2 separate regions of the Homo sapiens genome follow, and region 1 is linked to region 2. A link is a contact called in ENCODE Hi-C data. All regions are on one chromosome and are shown on one strand. The core of a region is the stretch at or near the end of the contact, and the rest is flanking DNA. Distances in the headings are between cores, read along the strand shown. Region 1 holds the start of LINC03156 (long intergenic non-protein coding RNA 3156). Region 2 holds the start of LINC00487 (long intergenic non-protein coding RNA 487).

The links. A loop is a pair of places that touch in the nucleus more often than their neighbours do. Pooled maps may share reads with other maps.
Region 1: a loop to region 2 is called in a map of dorsolateral prefrontal cortex, with 3 times the contacts of the local background. The contact joins the promoter of LINC03156 here to the promoter of LINC00487 in region 2. A Hi-C loop is called at or near these places in 1 of 168 maps with a recorded cell type or tissue (dorsolateral prefrontal cortex), 1 of 37 single-sample maps with no recorded cell type and 2 of 50 pooled maps.

The regions. Positions count from the first base shown.
Region 1 is chr2:6,646,381-6,653,439 of GRCh38, forward strand. LINC03156 (long intergenic non-protein coding RNA 3156) reads right to left here and starts at 4,139. Exons shown (of 2, transcript NR_110497.1): 1 at 3,726-4,139; 2 at 2,727-3,001. It overlaps MIR7515 (microRNA 7515), which reads left to right and starts at 3,993; the gene lies at 3,993-4,059.
Region 2 is chr2:6,767,414-6,774,125 of GRCh38, forward strand. It overlaps LINC00487 (long intergenic non-protein coding RNA 487), which reads right to left and starts at 2,898. Exons shown (of 6, transcript NR_038369.1): 1 at 2,666-2,898. LOC105373404 (a long non-coding RNA gene) reads right to left here. Exons shown (of 4, transcript XR_922745.3): 4 at 5,410-5,970. RefSeq lists an enhancer at 5,754-6,712.

The DNA of each region.
Region 1 (7,059 bases), core at 2,889-5,388, 120 kb before region 2:
TGATTCCTCTTTGCTTCATCTCAGGCTCCTACTCCTAGATGGCCATCCCCTCTCTGGGACTCCATCTCTTCCAGCCAGGCTTCCCAAATGCTGGCTGCTAACACATGGACTCCTGTTCCCCTTTTCCTGCCTTTCACCTGCCCACAGCTGGCTGACCACAACATGCTCTGGGGATTGCTGTGCTCCCTCTCACTGTGTAAAGCAAGGGCTTGCTACACCCCCATTTCAATCACTTTGAGCAGCAGACACCACGGTTTCTTTCTTTGATTTCTGCCTTGCAGAAACCATGCTATCTGGTTTAATCTTCTCAACAAAATTTTTGAGATTAGTAGTGTTTTTTCCATTGTAGAGATATGAAACAGAATTTAGAAAAGTAGGAGACTTGTCTAGAACCACAAATTCTGTAAAGAGCAGACACAGAATTTGAACCAACTGTATCTGTTAAGCCCGTGTTGTGCCTGCAGTGGCGAGATGCAGTACACATGATCTACCCTCCAGTGTCTAGCATCCTCCAGTAGTCACTGCTGACTCCTGACCCTTAGAGGGAGACTCCAGAGAAAGCACTTTGTACACAACAGACCCCCCAAGCATGCTGGCCTAAGGAGCTCTCTCAGGTGGCCTATGTCAAGTTCAAAAAAGGAGAAAAGCAAAGACAAGAAACAGTTGCTATGAAATATCTCCCTTTGGTTTCTAACGACATGTCTATTAGCAATCATCCTGGTAGTAATTGATCATAAAATCCAATTGTTGGCTGGCCCCATGCACCTCATATCATAATGACAACACTGGGAAAATGACCAACAGCGTACTTCTGCCAGCCCTGTAAATCCATTCTGTATTTCCAGAGTAAGAACATCCCATAAAAGGCGGGAACTGTAAAAGCTCATGAGGAAGAAATAAACATGTAACAATAGAACACAGATGGACAGTTGTGCTGGGAAGCAGCTGCACAGGGAAAGAAGAGAATTGAGCTCTCGGGTTGTTTTTGGAAGAGCCGAGTACACATCTTGAACTTCCACGCCTGTCTCCAACCCAGGTCTGAGATGGTGTCTTATGTTTCCCAGGGGTTTAAAAATGCAGTGAGAAAAGACTTGGCATATATCTTAGCAACCATGTGGGCTTGGGAACCAGGCAAAGTTGCAGCTCTGCACTTACCAGCTGATGCACCTTGCTCAAGTCACCACCCCTTCCTGTGTCTCAGTTTTCTGGTCTGTAAACTGGTTGTGATACTTCATTATGGTGAAACCTCATTAGGCAGTACTGTCGATGCTGCACAGATCTTTGTCACTGAAAAGTTGCATGTATCCTATAACTGTCACTTTACTTATGCCATGCAACAACCTAAAGAAAGGAAGAAAACGTCTAGCAGCAGAACCGCGACTTTCTAGTACCCAGAGCTGGCGCAGGGGAGGTCAGAGCCAGATGGGGGGCATGGCTCATCCTGGCCCCAGAATCCAGTCTTGGGGAAGCATGTAAACAGGGAGGCTGCAGAAAGACACTATCTGTGCAAGCGGGCAGTGTACCTGTGTCCACAGCACAGGCAGCACGTGAGAGCAGAGCCCCCCAAAAAGAGCGCTGCCCATGGAGGGCTGTGAGCAGATGGACTCTAATGACACCATCCCGTTTCCAAGGTTGAACCCTATGGGAGGACAGACTCTTGCAGCCCATAAAGATCAAGTCATCTGACCAATAAATAAATAAATAAATAAAAGGGAAAAAAAAAAAAACCAAGATGGAAACCTAGATCCACAACGGGAAAGTGACTTGTGCAGGGAACCTGTGGTGCCCAGTGTGGGTGGCAACTCTTCCCTCATCCATGCAGCTTGGCCCTACCTTGATCATCGTCCTTTTTAGCATGAATTTATCAATTGCCCAGTATTTTCAATGGACTATAGAGGGTACAGAGAAAAGAAAAGTGAGAAATGGCATCTATATTCAAAAGATGCTGCAGAGACAGCTCCCCACGCCCAGCCTGCCTTGAGAAAAAGAAGCCACAAGAAAACTCATGCTTACAGCACAGACTAGGTGTTGAAGGCAGGTGGTGCAGAAACTTAGGAGGAGCGGCACTGAAGACTAAGGAGGTCCAGAGACCATAGAAAAGTTATTGGGAGAAGGAAGGACTTGAGCCGGTATTTGAGGAACATTGTTAAGGTCTAGACTGACAGATTAAGGGAGGAAGATCACCTCGGACAAACAGCCGACAGGAGTCTCTGCCCCTTGGAAGCAGCTCTAGCAGGCTGTTGTGTAATGGAAATGCTGACTTTCACTTATACAGTACATTTCTATAAAATTATCAATACGAGAAGCTGTCTAAAAAGGAGTGAGGTATTTTTTCATCAGTGAAGAGGCTGGTTGCATGTGCTATTTCTTCCTAGAAAGCAGGAACTGGGTCCAGAATTGGTCTGGCTTCAGAAAACAAAAAAGCCGTTGCCAAGTCTAGGGTTTGTACAGCTCTCCAGTGGAGTTATGAAAAGCCCGGTTAGAACATAAAGAACGGTCTGTTCTGTGGGAGGCAATACAGCTTCACCGAGGGGAGAGGGAAAGTAAGCCTGTATCAGTCATATTTCCATCCCTGGGAGACCATTAGGAGAAATTCAATTAAAACCCATGACTTCTACCAAATCTCTATGGCCAGTTTGAAGAGACTAATTCTTAGAAAAAGCTGACTCCAGCATTATCTGTCTTTAGCTGAGCTGTTATGAAAAGAATATAAGAGTAACAAAAAAAATGGTATGTGCTTTTATTAAAACAAAACATAACAACAACATAATGCTGTTGCAGAAACTTGGAGATGCTGCAAATGTAGGTCTGTTCTGCTTGTTGGCTTTACCTCTCTCTCGTTCCTTCCTTCTTCCTCCTCATTCTTCATCTTTCTTCCTCATTCTAAGCAGAACATTTACAAAATTCAGGCTTTCTGTAGGGTGAAGAGCTGAGCTTCAGTTCTTCTCTGGGGCAGAATATTAGCAAGGACAGTGAGCTTAGTTTTGACTGATTCTGGCATCTTCACAAAGCAAAAACCAAAGTATTGACGTAAGAAAACTGGATTGGGAGTTGGGAAAGGTTATGACTTAATGATAAAGGAATTAAAGAGACACATTGGCATTATTTTTTTCTCCTGACACCTGCACAATGCCAAAAGATAAATCAGAACAGAAAACATTAAAATTGGAAAGGAACTTAGAGACCACCTAGTCAAGGGATGACAGATTCCACAGCCAGTACCATCTCTAAGGTATTGGCATTGATAATCGCTTCTCTCTGGAACTTTGTGTTGAGTAGGATTCTGAGGCTCAAGTTAAACTCACCAGGATTGACTCTTCTGATCAGAGAGCAATGCCTAGTCTTAGAGAACAGAAGAGGCAGGGTCCGCATCTGGTATTAGCATTCTTTATTTAGTTCAACAAAGTCACATGGAGACAATATGTTACATCCTGACTTTAAACATTAGTTCAGAGAAGAAAAGTTGCTGAGATCCCTGCTGCAGTTATCCACGACTACATAACAAACCACTACCAAACTTTGCGTCCTAACAACAGTGATTTATTATTTTGCACAGCCTTGTGGATAATGAGCTTAGGGTGCAGGTTGGGGAGACTGGTGGTTCTCACATGATAACTCAGAGCTCCCAAGAAAGCAAATGTGGAAGCATCTAGACCTCTTAAGGCCCTGTCTAGAATTGTCTGGGCAGCATTTTCATCACATTCCACTGGTAAAGGTGTTCTTACCTTGTATGTGCCTGCAGGGATGAGAGAATTTTGGCCATCTTTGCAGATAATCCACCACAGTCCCTCCATGCTGCCTTCATGCAGCAGGTAGGTGAGTACTCCACAGGCTTTGCCACCCAGAACAGGGAAGCCAAACTGTCAATCTCAAGTCCCTAATCTGTGACCTGCTTATAATTCTTACTCCACAGTTATCATGGTGAAGACCAACGAGATGATGAACATGTAGCACATATCTGTATCACGAGAATTCCACGAGAAGAGCTCAAACTTTTATCATTTCATTTATGCCTGTTAGCATGAAAAAAGAGGCTGAGAAGGGAAGATGGTGACAAGGAATTGCTAAGCAGCAGGTCACATGGGTCACCCAGCGTGGACCGGCCTGAACACAGCTTCCATGTCCCCACTCTTGCCAATGTTCTCATGTGGACACAGCTGGCTTTGTTACATCAGAATGAAGGCCTCCCTTATGATGGCTCAGTGTTTCCATAGAAATGTCCAAGGAACATGATTATAGAGTCAGTCCATTCATTAACACAGAGGGTTAGGGGTTGGGAAAATCATCTAATCCAACAGCCTTATTTTGAAAATGAAGTTTCCAAGCCCTAGACGTTCATGGAAGCTCATGAAAGGCTCCTAATCACAGTGCCCTTTCCGCGGTAACATGGGCTCCTTATTTAGTTCCATTCAGAAAACCTGAAGAGAGGCCTCCCTGGCCAACGGTAGTGGGGATTAGAAGCAGTCCGTTTCTGTTAATATTTATATTCTATTTTAATAAAGCCTGGCTTCTTACAATCAAGTGCAACCTAATTTGTCCAGAGCCGACACTCCCGAGTGTACAGAATCCCCATTTGATTTTGCTGTTTGGAACGTTATCCACTCAATGGTTTCTCTAAACAACAGTGAAAGTCCCCATCCACCATGAACCTGCAGAGCATAACTGGATATTTTCTGGCCAGTTGGCTCATTGCCTACAGCAGAAATCTTCAAGCAGAAGCTACTGAAACAAGGACACTAATTTGCTAAGCCAGGAAGTTTTTCAAAGTCCATGATCCAGAAACACCAAAAATAGAAAAACCAACACAAAAATAAACAAATAGAAAAGTGGCCCATGCCTGTAATCCCAGCACTTTGTGAAGCCAAGGTGGGTAGATCACCTGAGGTCAGGAGTTTGAGGCTAGCTTGGTCAACATGGTGAAACCCTGTCTCTACTAAAAATATTTAAAAAATTAGCCAGGCGTGGTGGCGGGTGCCTGTAATCCCAGATACTCAGGAGACTGAGGCAGGAGAATTTCTCAAACCCGGGAGGCAGAGGTTGCAATGAGCCCAGATGGTGCCACTGCACGCCAGCCTGGGCATCAAGAGCGAGACTCCATCTCAAAAAAAAAAAAAAAAAAAAAAAAAGCCAGAGATTTTCTTAGATAAGTATGTGGAAGGATCCCAACATCTAAATGTTTCTACATCATGAGATGAAAGGAAATTAATGATGATCTCTTTTTTTTTCTTTTTTTTTTTTTTTCCAGATGAAGTCTTGCTCTTGTTCCCCAGGCTGGAGTGCAATGCTGCCATCTCGGCTCACCACAACCTCCGCCTCCTGGGTTCAAGCAATTCTCCTACCTCAGCCTCCCGAGTAGCTGGGATTACAGGTGTCCGCCACCACGCCCAGCTAATTTTTGTATTTTTAGTAGAGACAGGGTTTCATCTTGTTGGCCAGGCTGGTCTCGAACTCCTGACCTCAGGTGATCTGCCCGCCTCGGCCTCCCAAAGTGCTAGGATTACAGGTGTGAGCCACCGTGCCCAGCTGATGATCTCTTTATAGTAATTTCTGACATACGTATATCTTCAGGGTTGACATACAGATTATGCTTTTCATTCACACAACTTTCAGGTTAAGTCTGACTGGTGTTACTACCCACACACCATAGAGGAGGAAAGGTAGGCTCAAAAAAACTGACTTGCCCAAAACAAGTTAGATGGTGGGACACAAGATAGAAAGTGGGGAAGTCAAGACTGAAGCACCCACCTCCTGGCTCCATCACAGCCATGTGTGCTGATATCTGGGCAGCTAAACGTAGAGTGCTGGAGCCCACATGGGGTGTATGGCTGGGGAATTTTAGCTTTACTCTCATTTCTAGCATCTATGTTGGAAAAGCATTTTGTGTTTTATGCTTTTATTGTATATTCAGCCAGTCAAGAGTCATAGTCTATTTCATTCAGGCTTATGCCACTCACTAATGTCAGTAGAAGCCTATTCGTTTCTTAGAAATTGTAGTGGAAGATGTAGAAAGTACACTTGTCAAATTTGGGCATGATTCATCTGTGAGAGGAACCTTGTGCATGCAAACTCAGTAACAGCGTTCACAAAAATCTGGACAGGCTTGAAAGACAGGCTGAAAATAACATTGCAGCAGGAGGAAATGTAATGGTATGAACCTGAATTCAGAAGGCAACTGCCTAAAGGTGGACTAAATAGGTTTAATAGAAATTGCTTTAAAAACAACCAGGAAGGATGGTTAGCATTAGTTAGCTTTGCAGTCTGCATGAGCTTATGGTATGAAGGGTGAGTCAGAAGGTTATAGCCCCTTAAGCCACAGTAAGAGAGTTTGGGTGTTCTGAATGAGGGGGACACATCTGCTTTCTCACTGTTGGATGCAGCAGCGCTTTTGACTCATTTGTGCAGAAGAAAGCCCTGGGAACTGAGCTGTATTTGAAGAATGAACGAAGGATCTGTTAACATTTAGCCCAAAGAAGAAAGGATACATTAGATAAGACTGAATGGATGTTTTCAGATCATGGAAACATTTCCAACCTAGACAGTCAACTGATGAAGGACTCGGGAGCCAGGTACTCAAGCAAGTGGAGGAGGCCCCCACGCTGGGCATATAAGTCGAGTAATTCAGGGTCCTGAGCTCACGGACAAGCTACAACGCCGCTCCCAACTCCTGACTCCAAAATCAGAACCCATGACTCTCTGAAAGAGATATCATGGAAGCAATTGAGAAGGTAATTGGTTTCAGAAAGTTTCAAAAAGCAAAGCACAACAACTAAACAGTGCTGATTGAAATTAGCTGAGCACATACACATGTTTCAACCCAGAAAAGCAATTCCACTTTAAGTACTTCATGTCAGTAAAGCACTACCTCTGATCTGGTAAAATAACACTCCTGATATCCCATGACTCCATGCGTGACTACATTTTGCATTCCTTGCACAGACAGATTTTCATACTGACTAGACAGGGATTATGAGCTGTGTGTCAACTCCTTGCCGTTGAATTGGTTTCTGCATTTCTGTGGAACATACTCTAAAATTCATGAGATTGGAGATGCTCTCTGTA
Region 2 (6,712 bases), core at 1,648-4,147:
AAAAAAAAAAGAAAGAAAAAAAAACTATAGCCCTCGCTAATATTGCTTCTAAATAGCAGGGCAGACAGGCAGTCTGGGCGCACCCAGTCATGATGGTGTCACTCGCCCTTCCCCAAATCCCCATCAGGATGAATCAAGGCAACATGACCCTCTGGGAACATTCCCCAGGCCCTTCCCCCAGTATGGCTTCTGGGAGCAACTGTGGGGCCAGGGGGTTTCCCAAAAGCCAGCTTTCCCATGACAAAAGTGCACAGAACATGCCCCACCCTTCAGTTCCTACGTCCTTGGAAGCACCAAGCAAGTCATACAAAGTCGTGGAATCACAGAGGATGGATTCACATAGGACGTTTCTAGTAAAACAGTGCAAGCTTCTCCTTGGCCAAAACCAGAGGGCTTCCTTCTGATGCCCCAAGTGGTGCTTGGGTCCCTGGCCAGGGAAACAGTTCACTCTCCCAGTACCTGCCCTTGTGCATTTGTCATAGGATTAGAAATGAGTAGCCAGCATGCTCATGGCCGTGTATTACAGCATAAATATTCAGAAACTTGCTTTAGACATCACTTACAGATTCTTTCCTGAAACTTCACATAGAACGTACAGAAACACAAGTATTGTGTGAAGCAGTTGTGGGGCCAGGGAGGTGCCCGGGCTTTGAGGGCACGTAGCCTTTGCCATGCAATAGCTTCTGGAATTACACGCATGGCCTGCTCCCCAGCTTCCCCACCAGCAGGGACTGGGGCGTGGACCGGGGATGGAGACTGGGGGTGGGGGTCCACCTGTGGACCTCCGATAGGAGGGAGCTGCTTGGCCCTTCTCTGGCCCATCTCTGGCAGGCAGTTGCTGGACAAACTGCAGAGGTCTCCACCTGCAGCATCCAAGGCACACAGGCTCTTCATAAAAATCCCTTTCTCCTGTCCCCTTCCAATTGGTGGCAGCTGCCACTCAGCATCTTTGGTTTTAAACAGTGAAATGGCTTCCCAGATGTCAGGGGGGAAAATCAGTGCAAGGCCTAGACTCGGAATTCCAAGTCGCCCCATCCAGATAGCTGCACCGAGAAGAGAGAAGACACAGGACCGTTTTGTCGTTTTCATTTCCGTTTTCTTTTACTAGGAAATTGAAATCGGGTTTCTGGTCTCCGCACTACGGGCTCAGAGGGTTCTTTGGTGTTGGGGAGGCATCGAGCCTTTGGTGCTGCACACACCCTAAACCCTGGCTCCACCCGTAGATGCCAAGAGCCCCCTCCAGCTGCGATCGCCAAAAATGTTTCCAGACTTTCCACCTACCTCCAGGGGCAAAATCACCTAGGATGAGAACCACATAATTCAGGGGCGTCCAGTCTTTTGGCTTCCCTGGGCCACATTGGAAGAAGAATTATTGTCTTGGGCCACACATAAAATACACCACACTAGCAATAGCTGATGAGCTAAAGAAAATCATAGCTGAGAAATCTCAATGTTTTTAAAAGGTTTACAAATTTGGGTTGGGCTGCATTCAAAGCCACCCCAGGCCACATGGGCTGCAGGTTGGACAAGTTTGAAATAAGTTATGCTATGGCAAACAATAAGCTGATATTATACAAATATTTTACTTACAAAAAAATAACTACCATAAAAAGATGTACGTGGAGGCGTGTGTGTGTGTGTGTTGGGTTGTGTGGGAAGGGGTGTGAGCATATGTGTGTGTTGAATGTGGGTGTGTGTGTGTTGGGTTGTGTGGGAAAGGGTGTGAGCAAGTGTGTGTGTTGAATGTGGGTGTGTGTGTGTTGGGTTGTGTGGGAAGGGGTGTGAGCATGCGTGTGTGTTGAATGTGGGGGTGTGTGTGTTGGATTGTGTGGGAAGGGGTGTGAGCAAGTGTGTGTGTTGAATGTGGGTATGTGTGTGTTGTGTGGGATATAAGTCTGTGTAATGTGTGTTACATATGATGCATGTGTTTATGTGTGTAGTGTGGGTGTTGGTGTGTGTGTATGTATGTATCTGTGTGTTTACATCTGTGGTGTATGTGTATGCATGTTTGTGTAGTGTGTGTTAGTGTCTGTGTATGTGTGTGGTATCTGTGTATTTTTGTGTGTAGTGTATGTGTGTGCATGTTTGTGTAGTGTGTGTTAGTGTCTGTGTATGTGTGTGGTATTGTGTGTTTATGTGTGTGGTGTATGTGTGTGCATGTTTGTGTGTGGCATGTGTTGGTGTGTGGCATTTGTGTGTTTATATGTGTGTTGTGTGTATGCATGTCTGTGTGTATATGTGTGGTGTCTGTGTGTTTCTGTGTGTGGAATATGTGTATGCATGTTTGTGTGTTGCATGGTGTGTGTATGTATGTGTGTGATATCTCTGTGTTTGTGTGTGTGGTGTCTGTGTATTCATTTTGTGTGTGTGGTGTGCACGTGTGTGGCATGCGTGTGTTTAAGTGTGTGATATATACATACACACGTGTGTGTTTATGTGTGTGGTGTATGTGTATTCATTCTGTGTGTGTGGTGTGCATGTGTGTGGCATATGTGTGTGTACGTGTGTGGTATATACATACACACATTTATGGATGGGGGTGTGTGTGTGTTGTGTGGGATATAAGTCTGATGAGGTAAAGAAGCTCCAGGAGATTCTCTTTGGTTGAATCTCATGCCATGAGACTTGGCTTCTGGCCACGATGGAGTGAGAAGCCTGGACTGACCTTTCTGCCTGGAGCAAGGGAACACCGTGTAGAACCGGCACGGCGCATCTTCCAGACGGCAGTGCCCAGGCTGCTTGGCAGGCACCCCTGCAGGAGGGGTCAGGGAGGTGGGCACCCAGCGGTCCCTCAGCACCCGTCCCGTGTGGCACAGTCCAGCCGCCTCCCAGGGCCGAGGAGGGGAGACGCAGGCTCCTGGGCTGCTCCCACCCAGGCCCCTGGAACAGCGCATCTTCTGTGACCGTGGTGAAGGAAAATCTCAGCCTCTGCTTCCCACCTCCTCAGCCCCTGCCTCAACAGGAAGCCCACAGCGCAAGAGACGCCATTCTAGGGCCAGGAAGGAAGAGCCTCAGACCCTGGAATTGCCATGTACAAACTAGACGTGTATTTATGGTGTGTCTGAATGTACAACAATTTCCTGTTTCGGAGAAAATAGTTCCTTCCTGGAAGGGCTGTTCTGTATTTGCACACTTTTCCCATGTGATTTTGGGGAAAAGTACCTGACTTTCTGTGAATAGACGCACTTTTTCTTACCGAAAATAATGATAGTTTCAATCTGGCTATAATCGTTCATATTCATGATTTTTTTCGGATGTAGAAATCAGCAGTTTTGCATTGTAAGACCTCACCCATCCACCACTCACCGTCCCCACACCCCTGGGAACAGGAGGAACCTCACAGAAGAAGAAGGTGGATTTTACTACCTACTTGCCACACCTCAATCTCTCTGTCTGTAAGCAGAGAGAATACGGTAATAATAATATTAATAATGATAATAATAATACCTTTCTCACAAGTTCGCAGGGAGGGATGAGTTCATGCACATAAAATGCTCAGCCCAGCACAGCTGAGCACACGATTCTCAGCACTATTACTTGCATTCTTGTCACTGAAAGGAAGAGGGAACGGAGTGTGACAGCGCAGGTTAGACCCCCGGCGCAGCCATCCACCTGCCACTTTGTCACAGGGACTCCACGACTAACTGCCGCCCTATTTTCCCATAAGCAGGCAATGGTGATGATAAAATCATTCTCAAAGCTTAGGGAGGCCAGGACCCAACCCAGGGCCGATCAACGCAAAGCCCTTGCTGCTTCCTATCCCATAAAACCCAATTATTTATGAATGTGAACCTAAAGCCGCATCCTAATTTAGAAGGCATGGAGATAACATGGCCAAGCAGCCGCCTCTCCAGGCAGCGAGATGACTAGGTAGGTCCCAGAGCCCTGAGCATGTCCCCTAGAAAACAACTCAAGACAAGTGCATTTGCATGCCTTCTTCTGTCTCTCTGAAATCACTCAGTTATAGTCACTCAGTGTGTGCTCACAAACACTGAGTCTCCCCTACACGTGATGCATTTCAGTACCAGGGCAATTCGAGTGAGAAACATGGCCATAGCCCCCAGCCTCTTGGACTATCAGAACTCTTAGGAAGTACAAGGATTGAAATATGTGGTCTAACAGCAGAGCGGTATTTTTCTCATTGTACCACCTTGTTGTAAAAAATTGCTGGAGCCTGAAGGAAACCACCTATGGGAAGGGTGTGAGTCAATGGTTCCCCACTTCTGCAGAGTTCCTTCTGAGCAGCTCAGAGCCCACCCCGTGTGGACACATCTCTTACCAAGATGACCTTCCCCTAGCGGGAAACGGAGGAATGAGCAGGCGGCACTCACAGTGCCAATTACAGCAAGGGGATTTGCATAGGAGACCTAACTGCCTGTTTCAATTAGGAGCAGCAACTCCCTCCTTCTTCCTTCCCAAGGAGCCAGGAACACCAGGCATGTGGGTTTGGATTTGTCTGGGAGGAGGCATGACTGTGCGCACCAGAGTGAAAGCCTCCCCACTCACACTGCTCACCTGGAGAGAGGCTCAGGGATCCTGGCAGGCGCAATGTTTGAGAAATGCCCAGGCGAAGAAGATGAATGCTTCCTTTCACCGGGCCCTCCCTGGCTTTAACTCTTCTTAGTCCTGTCTCTGGGAGACCCTGGCAGCCCCTCGCAGCTGTGACCTCTCTAAACTGTCAGCCTCAGATTAACTGATACTTCATCAATTTTGCCTGAACTGCATTTGCAACCCGGTCTCAAGAGGACAGCCAAGTGCATCAACGCTGGGCATTAACCCCCCAGAACCAGATTGCCTTCAAAACGAGGGGGACTTTTCCAATATTCTCACAGCGGCCCGGGCAACAAGCCTAGGGGGACTTTGGCCAGAGGGGAGAGAAGGGGCCTCTGATTATTCCTTGTAAATTTTTCATGAGGACATCTGCCCATACTCTGCGCCTCCTCCAGAGCTGCCCTCTCTCTCTCTCTCCCTTCCTCTGTCTCTGTGTTCAGGCCTCTGACAAGGCATGAAAAACGAGAATGATTGGGCCTCAGTCCCCATTAGCCAGGAAGTGACTGATGGGAGGATGGGCGTGTGTGGTGACTTCAGGCTTGGGAGGGGCCGGGGCTGCCGGGTTTTGAAACAAAAGACCAGTCAGGAATGGATGAGTCCTAGGTGGATCTGCAGATGGAGGCTGTGCTGTGAGTAGGTGGCTAAGGTGCACAGATGGTCATGGCTGATAGGCCAGCCTGGCCCGGGCTCCTGGTTCTGCAGACCCCAGCTCTGGGCTGGAAAATCGGTCCCCGCCTCCCCCATCTTCCCCAAGATTGTCCCCGTCCTTCCTCGGGCAGACCTTCACCGTGGAGCAGAAAGCTGCCTACAATATCGCCCAAATCAAAGCCAAGAAGAATTAGAGTGTAGGGACAGGGGAACAGGGAAGTGCTTTTTTAATTTAAATAATAAAAAATAAAAAATAGTCATTCTTTTGGAAATACTAGCAGCTTACAAGCTTTAAAATCCTCTTTCCCAACAGTTTAAATCAAAAGCCAGCAGCCCTTTCTCATGGATGCATCAAATCATGCAGATGTCCTTTTTGTGCCCCCTTTAAGGTGACATGTGCTTCAATTTATTTTTAATCTTCTAAGTGATGTCATCAGGACGCCGCCCGGGTGACACGGGAGGTGGCTGCTCCTGGGGCTGTGGGTCTGGGCAGTGCAAGCTCCACGCGCACTGACCCCATGGGCTCAACCCAGAGTCCACAGTCAGAAACCGGCCCCGGGCGGCAGGAGACGCTGCAGAGGGAGATTCCATAGAAGAGGTAAATTCATTAAGAAACTCATCACCGAGCACACCTTAGAAATCCCACCTTTTGTGCTCAACGTGGCCGGGTCCCCGGGGACGCCGTTGGCAGCTCTCCATGGAGCAACAGTGCCACCCAGTGGTCAGTCCTCGCGATGCCGCCGCCCGCTCCCCTGTGCGGTCCTCAGCGGCCTGGGAGAAGACAGAGAAAATGAGTTGGTACAAACGCTTGCCCCGAATATCACATCTTTAAATAGTTACCCACATGAAAGAAGGCCTGCAACTGATTCAAAACCACCTCGATGAAAAAAATCTGAGCACACCCATCAAAGGCACTGCGCACAGAACTCAGGAATGTTTTCTGCTGTTTGGAGTTTTCTTCTCCCCTCCTCCCTCCTCAATAACGATACTGGTGATTACATCTTCCAGGGGAAAATAAAATTAAATGCATCGACTTAATTGTTTAATTAGTGTGAGCATAGGTAGTACTATCCAATTCAAAGATCTAAGCAACTGAAATTCCATTTGGAGGGAGTTCCCCCACTACGGGAAAAGGAAGCAGGAGTGTCACAGGATTGGGGATCACACAGATGGAGGGAGAAATCTGGCCCTACATCTCCCGCGTGTGGCTGATGACGATGGGTGAATCCCCTGTGGGCATTCCTGCCTCCTCATCTGTGAAGCGGATCACCTGTGAAGTCAAATTTGCAGAGAAAGTGATTCTAATTGATGAACTCGAAAGAAATGGGAGTATTGTTACCACCCAGCTTCCTTTTGAACCCCTGCCTCTATTCCTAATGCCATTTCCACTGTACCTTTCCGCCTAAATGTCCCCTTTCTCTCTTTACAGACCTGTAAGCGCAACGCAGACCCCGCCCTCCTGCGCCAACAAGCCTCTTCTCCAAACGCTCCATGAAAGCTGATGATTCTCACT